2 separate regions of the Homo sapiens genome follow, and region 1 is linked to region 2. Evidence: chromatin contacts called from ENCODE Hi-C or POLR2A ChIA-PET data. All regions are on one chromosome and are shown on one strand. Each heading gives the region's core, a stretch centred on a gene start or an enhancer-like site at or near the end of the contact. The rest is flanking DNA. Distances are from core to core; before and after follow the strand shown.

The links. A loop is a pair of places that touch in the nucleus more often than their neighbours do. ChIA-PET counts read pairs that join two places held with the same protein, here RNA polymerase II (POLR2A). Pooled maps may share reads with other maps.
Region 1: a loop to region 2 is called in a map of PC-3, with 9 times the contacts of the local background. The contact joins two enhancer-like sites. A Hi-C loop is called at or near these places in 4 of 168 maps with a recorded cell type or tissue (PC-3, esophagus muscularis mucosa, prostate gland and 1 more) and 2 of 50 pooled maps. POLR2A ChIA-PET finds 5 or more read pairs at or near these places in 3 of 52 experiments (AG04450, PC-3 and activated naive CD4-positive, alpha-beta T cell).

Annotation. Positions count from the first base shown.
Region 1 is chr2:215,791,230-215,798,106 of GRCh38, reverse strand. The region is part of intron 1 of LINC00607 (long intergenic non-protein coding RNA 607); the gene reads left to right. Among named protein-coding and RNA genes, the nearest start is that of LINC00607, 49 kb to the left of the region's middle. Within about 2 kb of position 4,191, at least 8 of the 41 ENCODE cell types and tissues checked have a DNase peak (open chromatin) inside an H3K27ac peak, as active enhancers do; they include PC-3, where a contact is called at or near this core.
Region 2 is chr2:215,653,659-215,660,105 of GRCh38, reverse strand. All of the region lies in intron 5 of LINC00607 (long intergenic non-protein coding RNA 607), which reads left to right. All of the region lies in intron 2 of LOC102724861 (a long non-coding RNA gene), which reads right to left. Among named protein-coding and RNA genes, the nearest start is that of LINC01614, 61 kb to the left of the region's middle. Within about 2 kb of position 2,010, at least 3 of the 41 ENCODE cell types and tissues checked have a DNase peak (open chromatin) inside an H3K27ac peak, as active enhancers do; they include PC-3, where a contact is called at or near this core.

The sequences.
Region 1 (6,877 bases), core at 2,942-5,441, 140 kb before region 2:
ATCCAGTTTGACAATCTCTGCCTATTTGATTTGATCATTTAATCAGTTCATATTGAATCTAATGTTATTATGGCTGTAATTGGATTTATGTCTGCCATTTTACTTTTGACTTTCTCTTTCCCTAAGCTCTCCATTAAGCTGTCTGCCTTATTTGGTATCACACTAAGCTGTTAGACTTCACCAATTTCTAGCAGATTGCTCTATTGTTTTGACAGTTCCTGGGGCATAATTCGTTCCACAGCCTGACCCGATTAAATTCAAGCAGGAATAATTTTTGAGGCCAGTCTTTGAGGTTTGTTCTGTTGCCAAGAGTACTCTTCTTAGCTGTTTCTTTCCCTGATTTTCTCTCTTAAATTAGCTAGCCTATGATTTAGCTTGTTACTCTTACAGAGCTACCAGCCTCCTTTTAATTATTTACCATCAAAATGTCCATTGTTTTTGAGAGTGTCCTTAGGCTTGAACTTCCCCACACTCTATTTATAATAAAGTATTTTTTTTTTCACTCTGTCACCCAGGCTGGAGGGCAGTGGCGCGATCTCCGCTCACCGCAAGCTCCGCCTCCCGGGTTCAAGCGATTCTCCTGCCTCAGCCTCCTGAGTAGCTGGGACTACAGGTGTGTGCTACCACGCCCAGCTAAATTTTTGTATTTTTGGTAGAGACGGGGTTTCACCATGTTAGCCAGGATGGTCTCAATCTCCTGACCTCGTGATCCACCTGCCTCGGCCTCCCAAAGTGCTGGGATTGCAGGTATGAGCCACTGTACCTACCCTAAAGTAATTTCTTTTTGGGAGAGCTTCAGAGCCCTCTTTTTTATGATTTGCTTCTTCCTCTGAATAAAAACCAAGCTTTGGGTGCTTGGCATGGGGTAGTAGCCTCTGGTCTTCTTATTTTGCTTCTTCTGTGTGGAGCCTCAGTCCTGTGAGTGAGCTGGAGGGTGATAATTGGGGCCCTAGTGTTCCTGGCCTGCCACATCTGCTGTAGAGCCACCGCTCTATGTGTGGGGTTGTGGGTGGTAGAAAGGAGCTCCCAACAGCTGGGCCATACTTACCAGGAATTTAGCCTTTCCAACCTGGAATTGGAGAGGATGAGAAACACTGGTGTCCTGCCCTTTCCTGCGAGATTGCATATCCCTTAACAAGCGAGTAGAGGGAAAGGGAGCCTCACCTTTTGACCAGTCCCACTCAGAGTGAAACCTTCCTCAAATTGAGCTGGAGTGGGGAGGAAGCTAGTGTGTCATGGCTCAAGTGCCACAACCTCACTATTCTTACCAAGATTTAGTAGATTTTCTTGAATAGATTTATTTTCTGTATACCCTTAGAACAATTTCTGGGAACTTTAATTTTTTAAAAATGATTTTTATCAGTTACGATCATTTCACTGGAAAATGAGTCCTCAGGGGTCCTCATGTTGCTGGGAATGGAATCTATAGCTACTTCTTTGCAATCTAAAAATGCTCTTAAATGTGAAAAACAACATTTTAGATTTTAGCTGTGTTTTGGAAAGTTGACGTAGATATAAAATCCTGACAATGAATGAAGAGGTTGTGGTTAAGGTCCCAGTAGGGAAGACATGGCCCACTCAAAAGGTCAACTATAGAGGATAGTTTAAAAAATGTGTGAGTAACGTTAAAGCAAACCACCAAAGGATGGTGACAGGGAACAGCACAGCAGGAACTGGCATCACTCCCTGCATGGTCTGAAGGAAGGCAGAGAGTGGTTACCAGAAATTAGTACAACCTGTAGTTCTCTGGCAAGAGAGATTCCACCCGATAGGAGAAGTGGCCTAGTGCCAGGATTACAGTCACTGTATAATAGAGCCTGGGAGAGAGGGAGAGGGAGTGGGAGGAGGCTAGAGTGGGAAGAAATTTGCTTTCAGAGGTGTTCACTCCTCTCACTCTGTGATCTCCTGCCAATGACTCTCATTGGCTAAACTTAATAAAAGCCAGAGGACAAGTGAGCTGGAGTGATATGGTCCACAGAGCGCAGCCTCCCAGGGAACAGAAAGGGGCAAAGTGGAGAGTAGATCTACAGTACAAATACAAAACACCCAGCCCAATGGGCTTCCCTGCATGGCATTGACAGCGCTATAAACTTCAATGCTCTGCTCAATAGATACTTGCAGAGAACAGTGGGAAGAAGAGACTGATGGAATGGCATTGATCTGCTTATTGTCTCACATCTCCCAACATGCATCTTCATCAGAGTCCATAGTTCTCAGGTTCTTTAGGAATCGCATCTTCAGTGCATTAAGAAACTCAAAAGCAACTTTCAATGCTGTTTTAAGCCAAGGAAGTGGATGCAAAGATGTTAGCAAGGTTGATAGTGCTCTAGGAAACTGGTAGGGAAGAAGCTTTCTCTTTAAGTTATACGATGAATAGAGGGAATCTGCCTTTGTTTTGTGGATCATATCAGCTGTCAAATATGTGGTCTAACAATTGCATGCATTTAGAAGGCAGAGAAAAAATAAAATTTGCAAATGATCTCATTACACTTAGTGACAGAGGAATAATATTCTGCAATAAATCACCCAATACCTCACCATTGGTGATACTCAAATGCTTGAATAACAGCTCATAAAATAAGCTGGAATAACTAACTCATGCTGATGTATAAGCTGGTGAATAGGTAGGTCACTGCCTTCAGGTTCTCTCTTCCGTAAGTTTGGAGAGCAACCCCTTGGCTGGAGGAAATGATCAGGAATGACAGCATCATCAGGTTGGTGTGATTTTGTGCAGGCATTTGCTAGAGTTCTGCCAGAAATTTCCCTGATGCTCAGTGCTCCCACTTCCCCTCCTTACTATTTGTAGCTTATTTTTTCCTTAACTATTTTTGCTGTTTACTCTCCCTCGGGCTTCTACTCTGTGCCTCTAAAGACTCAACAAGGATGCTGTTAGCTGCTTTCTCCTCCCAATGACCCATAAAATCTTATCCTGGTGTCTGGTGATACTTCCCTGGCAATTATTCATTCACCAACACCACCTTCCACCTTGTGCAGGAAGGCCCCTTCTTGGCAAACGAAACTCCCACTTAGCACTTTACGGCTCAAAGTAGAGCTGCTGCCCCTCACCCTGTGCCTCCAGCCCCATCCAGTGGAATGTTTTCATGCTCACAGCAGTTTTAAGTAAGGCACAGCTTTTCTTGTCCCAGAAGGGTAGAAACGGGGATGGGTTAGAGGGATGTATTAAGCACAATTGCAATAAGGGCTTTGGAGCCTTCAGGTCCCAGGCAGGAGATCATATTTTAATACCCATGGCTAAAACTGAGCTATAAAACTTGGAGAAGATTGTAAATGCTTTGTTTTACAACACACATAACAAATAACAGCCTGACCCTTGTTAAAAAAAAAAATTCTGACAGTTGTTAAAACAGTAAGGAAGATTTTATTCAGGACTATTGCAATAGGTATCAAGACTATTGCAGTAGGGGAGAGACATTGGGTTCAACTCTGAATATAGCAAAGCCGTGGGGCATTTATATCCAATGAACAGAGTGAGGGGGTCCGTGAATGGAAAATTACTAAGAGGAGACAACGAAGATAGGGAAATTCTTCTAAAGAGACTAACAGAATTCTTGCTGAAGGCAGGCCAGGGTGATTAGATATCAAGGATAGGGGATTTTTGCTAGACTGACTTAGCAGAATTCTTGCTAAAACTGGACTAGGCAGGCCAAAGACAAGGCCCAAAGATGAGGCCTATTTGAGAAGAGGGCACAAAGAACCTGGTCTAAAGTTTGTTTACAGAGACAGTCTTTGTTGTTATCCTCTATGGTGTTAACTTGCTAAGCTTAACTTAGGTTTTCCAGCCCTGTCCCTATGTCAATGACTAAGCTTACCCCAAACACAAGTACACACAGTCTTCATTAATAGAAAGTAACCACTAAAAGAGAACAAAACAAATAAACCCACCTCCTACTGATTAAGCAAGCTAACTTGTAGAAACTTCTAGTTTTAACCAGCTCCCTCTCCCTCCTTTTCCTCCTTGCTTTGCTGAAAGTAAGTGCATTATTGCATTGTAAGCTGTGGGATTCTGCTGTGTATACTGTGTGATGTCAAAATATTTGTTCTAGGGTTCAAAGTGATACAAGTAAAATCTTTGGAGATGTGTGCTAGGTGACACAGAAAGCAAACCAGAGATTTCCTTGCAAATACAAACTCAGTGGCCTAGTGTGACTAAGACTTCCCATGCCTGGTTTGGAGTTAAGCCAAACCATGCTTAACACAAAAAGGAGGAACTCCTAAACTCATGTACTGCTCAGTCATTCCCCAAGTAACAGTCTTCACTAATCAGAGGGGTCTTGGTTTCAGCAGGAAGAGATAAGCATGTACGTGTATGGGTGTAAGCTGCTTTTCCCTGAGTTGCCGTTCTGAAGCCATAATGCACATAAAGAAAATAATTTAAATGGCAAAAAGTTTTAAATGGCAAAACTTGTATAGACAAAATAATCTACATTTGAGTATTTGACTTTTTAGCTAAGTAGATGCATTTATAGAAAATGAAAGAAAGGAAAAAGGAAATTATTGGGGCCTAGGGCATGATACCCCAAAATATAGCACCTTGACAATTGAGAAAGCCACAGAAGCAAGAAGGTCACTCTGAGCTTCTCCCATTTTTCTCCCCTAAAACATGGCCATAAATAAATTCTCGGCCAGGCGCGGTGTTTCATGCCTGTAATCCCAGCACTTTGGGAGGCTGAGGCAGGTGGATCATGAGGTCACGAGTTTGAGACCAGACTGGCCAATATGGTGAAACCCTGTCTCTACTAAAAACACACAGATTAGCTGGGCGTGGTGGCACGAGCCTGTAGTCCCAGCTACTTGGGAGGCTGAGGCAGGAGAATTGCTTGAACCCAGGAGGTGGAGGTTTCAGTGAGTCGAGATAGCACCACTGCACTCCACCCTGGGCGACAGAGCAAGACTCCATCTCAAAAAAAAAAAAAAAAAAAAAAAAAAGAAAAGAAAAGAAAACAAAAGAAAAGGAGTTCTCTGAACTCTCTTGCTAAGTTCCCCTCAGTTTATTACCACTGGGTCATACTCCCTTTTTGTCCAGTTGTAGTTCTACATGACTGCCCGTTCTTCATAGAACCTAAGCCAAAAAAAAAAAAAAAAAAAAAAAGACAAGAAAAAGAAAAAAAAAATCACAATTTTCCCCTGGTTTGAGGGTATTCATTTCTGAAGGCTCCCATGTCATGTAAAACTCTAGTTAAACAATTTTGTTATGATTTTCTCTTGTTAATCTGTCTTTTGTTATGGGGTGTCAGCCACGAACCTTGTCATCAGTGAGAAAAAGATAATACCTTTTCTCCCCTTCAGAATACGTTTCAACAAACCCAGCTTAATATTTTAGCAAAAATAATATGAATTTTATTTGGAGTATGTTGGGATGATGAAAATATTTATCCTAAATTATTTTAAAAAACTAACTTCTAAGAGAGTCTACTGAGGGATTCTGGAGAAATATTCTAGACCTTCATAGATTCAGAAATTATCTGACTTGGAAGGAGCTACATATATAATCTAATCTACCTCCCTCATTTTCAAATGAACAATTAGAAAGTCAAGGGAAATATTCTAAATGAGTTTTCAATAAGAAGTACCAGTCATACAGGCATTTTTTAATGCTCTGAAAATTCTGATGCCAATATTAATATTCAATATAACATTGTATACTGCAGTGATTTTTACTAGCAAAACTGAAAAGAGCTTAGTCTAGGAAAAATGCTTATTTTGGCACAAAAAGACCAGAAAAGTAGTACAGCAAAGGATGGATTCTAGGAGACTTAAGATTAAGGTCCCCACAAGGAATTTCATCAAGAACCACCTTACTCTAAATCTTTGAATTAATGATAAAAATAGCTCTTCTAAGCATCAGAAAAGGAGTACTAAACCACCCCCTTTTGCCTTAGATTGATCTCAGGGCACGTTTCTCTTTGGCGATAAATCAAATATGGAATATGGTAAAAATTACAGGGGTTGGTGATGCCTGTGGAAATGTTACATTTTGGTCATAATTTTTTATTCTAAATAATGGTTTATGATATTCCATTGAGACTTCTGTGCCCTATGAGTGAGGATAAGCCCCACACTGGAGTTTGTATACAACAATGAGATTTAGGATAGCTCTTTGTAAACAGGCTGGGAAAGAGGCTTATCTATGAATTGCTTTAGATTGAAAGAAAAAAGAAAAGTGCTGGGGTCTCACCCCTAATTCTTCAGCTTTGTTCTTCAGTGGATGTGAACTTAACCCAAGGCAGTGAAGCAGCAGATGTGATAGAGCACCTAAGAAAACAGGAAGCCCTGAGAGGCTGGGAGCTGATGAGCACATATTTGTCTTTCAGGAGAGTTTGGGGTAAATAAAAAGCCCTGGGCTTCAGGGGCATCTCCACCTCCTCTTCTGGTTGCCTTAGAGTGGCTGGGGAGAACATGAGCCAGTACAGTGCTGAGAGATTTTGCCGCTATGTCTTGGACTTTTGTGCTCAGAAAAGACTCTGGAGTCAGCTAGGATTCAGGTCAGGACTCAGCCCCTCCGGAGTTACCTCACTCTTCTCGGAGAACCTCTTGCTGGATCTGCAAGGCAGTTCATCTGACAGTGAGCCCAGAAAGCAAAATTCCATTCACGATGGGTTCAGTGACACACACCCGTGAGATGAAAAGAAGTGATGGGCTGAATAGGAAAGTCTGCATAGGTCCACTTCTTTCTGGCTGTGAGAATGGGGGTAAATTGCTCGACCTCATTCAACATCAGCTCTTCATTTGTCACAAAAATACTATTTTGCCTTACAGGATTGTTATGAAGACCAACTGAGCTTGTGCATGTAAATTGCTCAGCACAGTAGTGCCAAGGGTGTTGACAGGCCAGTGTCGTTCCCCTAGGCACAGCCTC
Region 2 (6,447 bases), core at 761-3,260:
CTCGGGCCAGGGCCTGGGGAGGATGAGAACAGGCAGTGACCAGGACTGCTGTCTCATTGGAGGCATTGAGTTTTCCTCCAAACTAGGGAGTTTGAAGAACTTCCTTGACAAGAACTTTGCTTGCTGGCAGAAATTCTCCTTACAGCTATAAAACTCATGCCAGCTTGCTTTTCAAGGCTAGCAGGAGAGTGTCTCTGACTTCAGGGAACATCTAGGCCCCGCTTTAAAGGCTCACCTGATTAGGTCAGGCCCACCAAGGATAATATCCCTTTGGTTAACTCAGGGAAACTGATTAGGAGCCTTAATTACATCTGCAAAATGCCTTCATCTTTACCACATAATGGTGTGTAATCATGGAGTGACATTCCATCCGATTTCAGGTCATACCCATCAAAGGGAGGGGATTGATTATACAGCGCTTGTATAGCAGGGGATGGGAATCTTACGAGCCATCTTAGAATTCTATCACAGATATTTAAAAAGTTATTACAAAAAATTACTAAACAATTAGAACTGTGCAAAACTTTATGAAGGAGAATTATAGGATTCCACAGGCACTATCTGAGAGGTTGAGGGAGACTTTCTGAGACCAATGAGCTTGCACCAGCAAGCTGCTAGGATGAAAATGGGTATGGGTAGAGGAGAGAAGCAGAACTAGTGAGATAACATAAAGGGAGTTAACTGATGTAGCCCTAAAATGAATCAAAATGAAATCATGCCCTGGCCTGCCCTATTGTACCCAAATATTTAATTTCTGAAAGTAAAGTTGTACATTTTCCATGTGAAAGGAAGCAAGCAACAGATCTAAAGGTCTCCCCTTTCGACTTCCTTTGCTGGAGACCTTAGGGGTATCTGTCTGTTTATAGCAGAGTCTGATCTTCTCCCATAACAGGGAGATGAGGAGCAATAAAAGGCTAATTATGTTAGCTCCTCATTGGATGAGAGCCACCCAATTCTAAAAGGAGGTAGAATTGGGTGGCTCTCACCTATATTTTGCAAGCTGGCAAAAATATCCATAAGTGTGAGGTGTTGGGTGGTTCCATTACTTACAATGACAAATTAGAAAATTCAAGCATCATTTTCCATTTATCTTTGAACACTAACACAGCCCTTTGGTCAGAGTAAATGGAGAAAAGAAATTTTTTTTTTTTTTTTTGAGAAAAGAAATTTTTTTAAAAAAGCATTCAAGCTGGAAATCGGAATGTTCTTGTCAGCACTTTGAGAAAACTAACAGATGGGGAGCTTCATGCCCACCGCTTAATAAATATGTGCTGATTTTGGCAAAGACTTGTGACATCCCACAGGGTCTCTAATCTACCCCTTTCCCTCTCACCCCAGCAGCCAAATTCAACTCAGTTGCCAAAATGAGAAACAAAACACGTGAGTGTCTAAAATGTATGCCAAATTTAAAAATGGAGAGAGTTTTCATTTGATCAAATTATAGGTCTCTTTCTCACCAAATTCCCTTTCTGTACTTTACCATAAGTTTTAATTAAATGTCTTCTATTGGAAATACTCCGGAATGATGAGTTGAAATACAAATGTTTGAAATCTGAAGTACCAAAAGTACAGCCACTAACCAGATTTACCAGCAACTTCAATGGAATAGAAACATACTGAAGAGTTCGATAAATTCCCCTTCCTCTTGAATAAACATTACATTTTAAAGGCTGTAGATACACATGTCACTATCTATTATATTATAGATACACATGTCACTATCTGGAAGAATACATTAAATAGATGAATTACTTTTACCAAGTGACTCCCATATAAAGAAAGACTTCTACATTAGGAGAAAGATAAAATGAACCTGGAATAATAAAATAATTTTTTCTTTCTCCTTGTGTTTCATAATATTTCTTTTCTCTTTTGCTGATTAGCCCAGAACGTTACTTCCCACTGTCTGCTTCTTCAACTCATGAGATGGAAACTATCAGGATCTCAGGAATAGCTGAGGACGGCCTGCCTTCTTCTGGTTGTGTTTTCAATGACTAATTCATAAACACAAGGTTGTGAGTCACCCCCAAATTCCCTAAGACCCTGATGACCATGTTAGGTAGGCAAGAGGAAAGACTCAGTTCAAATGCAGAATGTGGTTCTGCCGTTTAGCAGCTATTCTGACATTATTTAAAACACAGTTTATAACAGGCGCTCTTTCCTCCTGTTGACATTTCAGGCACGCTGTTGTTCTTTGTTCTGTCAAGGATCCTATTGTTTTCCTAACTCACTTGACTATAACAGTTTCATAACAGTTTCTTGGGTTTGTTCTCAGAATTTTCTCCCAGAGTTTCTGATTTAAGAATTAGGTCCATGAATCTGTATTTTTAACAGACTCACCTGAGAGATTCTAATCATGAGGCAAATATGAGAAACATTCTAAAAGGGTATGTTCAATTGAACAAATTTCCATCATTTTACTCCCCAACAATAGGGAAACTGTAAAGAGTAAAAGATTTCAAACAGGGAAATTTATGGCCCAACAGGTAAACTTAAAATAGGGAGTTACCACCTGCTTGCTTTGTCTGATGGGCATGCCTGAATCACAAACCTTTGAACCAACTCATCTTCCAGTATAATTCACTTCCAAACTATCAAGTAACCTTCTCAAAAAATCTCTGTTCATTCATTCATCCATTCATTCATTTGACATTTATTGAACATCTGCTATGTGCCAGGCACTGTTCTTGGCACAAAGAATAGAGTGGTGAACACATATCCAGGCCCTACCCTTAGGGGGCTGAATTTTAGTCTTTTTTCAAATCATAGTCCTCATGTATTACCAATCAAAATATCATATGTTCTTTTGGATAATACCCTGCAAAGCATAATGTGAAATCACAAAGGTACAAAAGTCACCTCTCTCAGACACTGGTCGAATGCTTACCATGCATCAGATTCCATTGTAGGTATCCAGATACATCGATGAGCACACCAGGCAAAGATCTCTGCCCTCATGGATCTGACAGTCTAGATGGGTGAGACACTAGGCAATAAATCTGACAAACTACATAATGCATTATAAGGTACTGGTACTGCGAAAGAAACACATTCAAGCAAGAAAACATCAATTGAGCATGCGGGGAGGGTAGTCATGGCAAGGCTCATTGTTAAAGTGAGATTTAAACAGAAACTCAAGGAAGGCGAAAGATTTTGCCAAGTGGGGTCTGAGAGAACAGCATGTGAGGCAGAGCAAACTGCTGGAAGAAAGACCCTAAGCAGAGAGAATGCTTGGAGTATTTGAGGAGCAGAAAGAGAGGGGACATAAGAGGTAACAAGGGCAGCGCTAGGGTGAGGTCAGTTAGGGCCCTGTAGCTGTTTTGAGTGAAATAGGGTGGGGAGGCATTTCAAGGTTTCAAGCAAAGGGTAACATGATGTGACATGTTGTAAGAGGGTCACTACGGCCACTGTGTTGAGTGGTCTGTAAAGGGACAGGTATGAAGAATTCCAGATAAACACTTTGGATGGCATTTAGCAGTATCTAGATCTGGTAAAGCTAAAGATGTTCACACCCTAGAATCCAGCAATTTGAGGCACTAGGAGAGACACCCTTTCAATGTATGCAAGAATATATGTAGGGATGTTCACTGTGGCACTCTTAGCAGTAACAAAAATAAAAATCCAAATAGCCTGAATGTCCATCAACAGGAGAATGATTCAAGAAATTATGGCTCACTTATACCAGTAATTAAAAGGGATGAACTAGAGTTACATTATCAAGGTGAATACATTCACCAAATATAAAAACAGAGCAACAAAAATCAAGTTGCAGAAGGATAAATACAATATGACGTCAAGTTTAGAATACCCCAGTAGGCTGTGTGGTGTTTTATAGCCAGTGGCTCACACCTGTAATCTGAGCTTTGGGAGGCCTAGGTGGGAGGATCACTTGAAGCCATGAGTTCAAGACCAGACTGGGCAACAGGGCAAGACCCTGTCTCTACAAAAAATAAAAATGATTAGTCTGGTGTGGTGTTGTGAGGTTTTAGTCTCAGCTACCAGAGAGGGTGAGTGAGGCAGGAGGATCCATTGAGCCCAGGATTTCAAGTCTGCAATGAGCTATGACTGCACCACTGCACTTCAGCCTGGGTGACAGACAGAGAGATCTTGTCTCTAAAAAAATAACATAAAATACCATGATACTACTATCTGTGTTATGGCTATGTATATATTTAGTTTAAAAACTTAAAATGTCAAATGAAGAATACCCATTTCGTTATAATTACACCTGGTGAAGGAGAGAGGAAAAGAGTTTGGGGAAGAATATAAAAAGAATTCCAATGCAGTGTGTTAATTTTCTCTCTCTCTCTCTTTCTTTCTCTCTCTCTCTCACATGCCATTAAAAATACCCAAATGAAACTCTGCAAAATATGAAAACATTGAAGTTTCCATGTTTTTATGGAAATAAAATCAGTAAAATAACATACAAAAATATTTCTTTAAAATAAATAACAGAAAAGAGAAGTAATTCTATATTGCAATATATCTGACAATTTTTAAGTTGATTTCTGTCTCCATCTCTGAAATAGCACACATGATATTTACATATTTCATGAAGTTTTGTTTTGCTGGCATTTACAATCAAAAGTGTAAACATCTTACGTTGGGGCTCAGGACATAATACCCCAAAGCACGGTGCCTTGACATGTTGAATACTGAACGGAAGAAGATTGAACTGAAGGAGATTGGAAAGGCCTTAGCCACAAGGCCTTTCTGTCCCTCACCCACCCTCCTGTTTCTTGCCCAAATTCTCCTCAAAGCAAGTCACAGAAGCTGGAATTCCTTTCCCCTAAGGCACATCATAGAAACTAGAAATCTTCCCCAAAGCAAGTCATAAAACCTAGCAAGGTCACTCTCTTCCTTCTCCCTTCCCCCTTAAAGACCCTCATTCCAGAGGGGTCCTGTCAGACCCAGGAGGAAGAAATGCTACACAGAGAGGCCAAGAAGAAGCTGAACGGGCAGGCCCTGCTGGGTTAGACCATATCCTCTGTCCAATCACATTTCTACAGGACTGTCCATCAAACCTAAGCATAAACATGAATAGTTTTCTCTGTATCTTTAGATCTTCTTCCCAAAGCTCCCATATTACATAAAAATTTTTAATTAAATAAATTTGTTATGATTTTCTCTTGTTAACCTGTTTTATGTTATAGGATATTGACCACTACCCTTATGAAGGGTGAAGAAGGTGGTACACCTTTCCACTCCTACATTAGTAGATATTCTTTTTAAAATCTTTCTGCCTACTACTTTCTGACTACTTTTTTTTTTTAACATTTAACAACCTTTATATTGTTGATAGTGCATACTACTCATCTGAGTTAAAATCAATCCTTGCTGATGTTATTGTTTGACTGCAGCAGCAACTTTCTTCAACCAGGATCCCTAAGTTCATGAACTTGTGTTCACTTGTGGGGATTGGCACTTAGTGGCACCAGTTCTGCAAGCTCAGGTGGCTTTCTTCCTCTGCTGTTTGCAAAAGCTGGCTGGATGGTTTAGGAGCCTTGACTATTATTTGGATAGTTGTAATGTTATTCACAGAAGAGCAACCTGAGCAAATGGTATTTTATCAAGTGACAAGTATGTTTGCTATAATATACTGAAGACAATTTTCCTTCCTCTCCGTCTCTCTTTTTATCCCGCTTTTGTGTAAGAGACTTCTTTTAAAACAAGTGTTTTCCGATTGGAGCATGTTATGGCCAAGAGCCCAGAAGAGGTGGACTTAGTGCACTGAAGTTCTGTTTTCAATTATCTAGTATCCACGAAACCACAGGGTTAGGTTTTAGACGGGCCAATTTAAACGTTTGCCTTTCCAATGTAAATGTATAAAATATAAGCTATTCAGCAGTACTGGGGTCTTTCTCGGTGACATGGGTCCTGTCTCTCTAGCAGAGTGCCCACTGCACAGGCTTATCACACAAACAGGCTTATAGGGTCTTCATTAATCAGTCTGCAAACTGACTACACACCAGGATGTGCAACTCATTTTTTTCTAAGCTATCATCCACCACACATATTCAATTTAATATATTTCATTATGCTAATTTTTTAAAGAAGATGATTTTTTTTCTTAGTTCAGCACATTTTCCTAAGACAAGGAAAACCTCTTACTGTTACCAATAGTTTATTAGATTGTTATGTAAGAATTATATAACATTTTAATGTAGGAAAGTGACTTGAGATCATATGACACAGAGAAAAGGAGGGGTAGAGACAATGGAAAGCAGAGAGAGTGAGAGAAAGGAGAAGCAGAAAGAATAAACAAGGAAAAACTCTATGGCTTGCAGAGCACTGATAAAAGCAATAGTGTGTGGATCTTATGTTGGGCCCCACCCATGTTGGAAGCTCATGAAGTTAGCTTTGACAGCATTAGAACATGCTTCTGCAAAAGTTGACCTAGCTTTTTTATTTGCAAAAATGTCCGGTGTCGGCGTGTAGTTTTATATT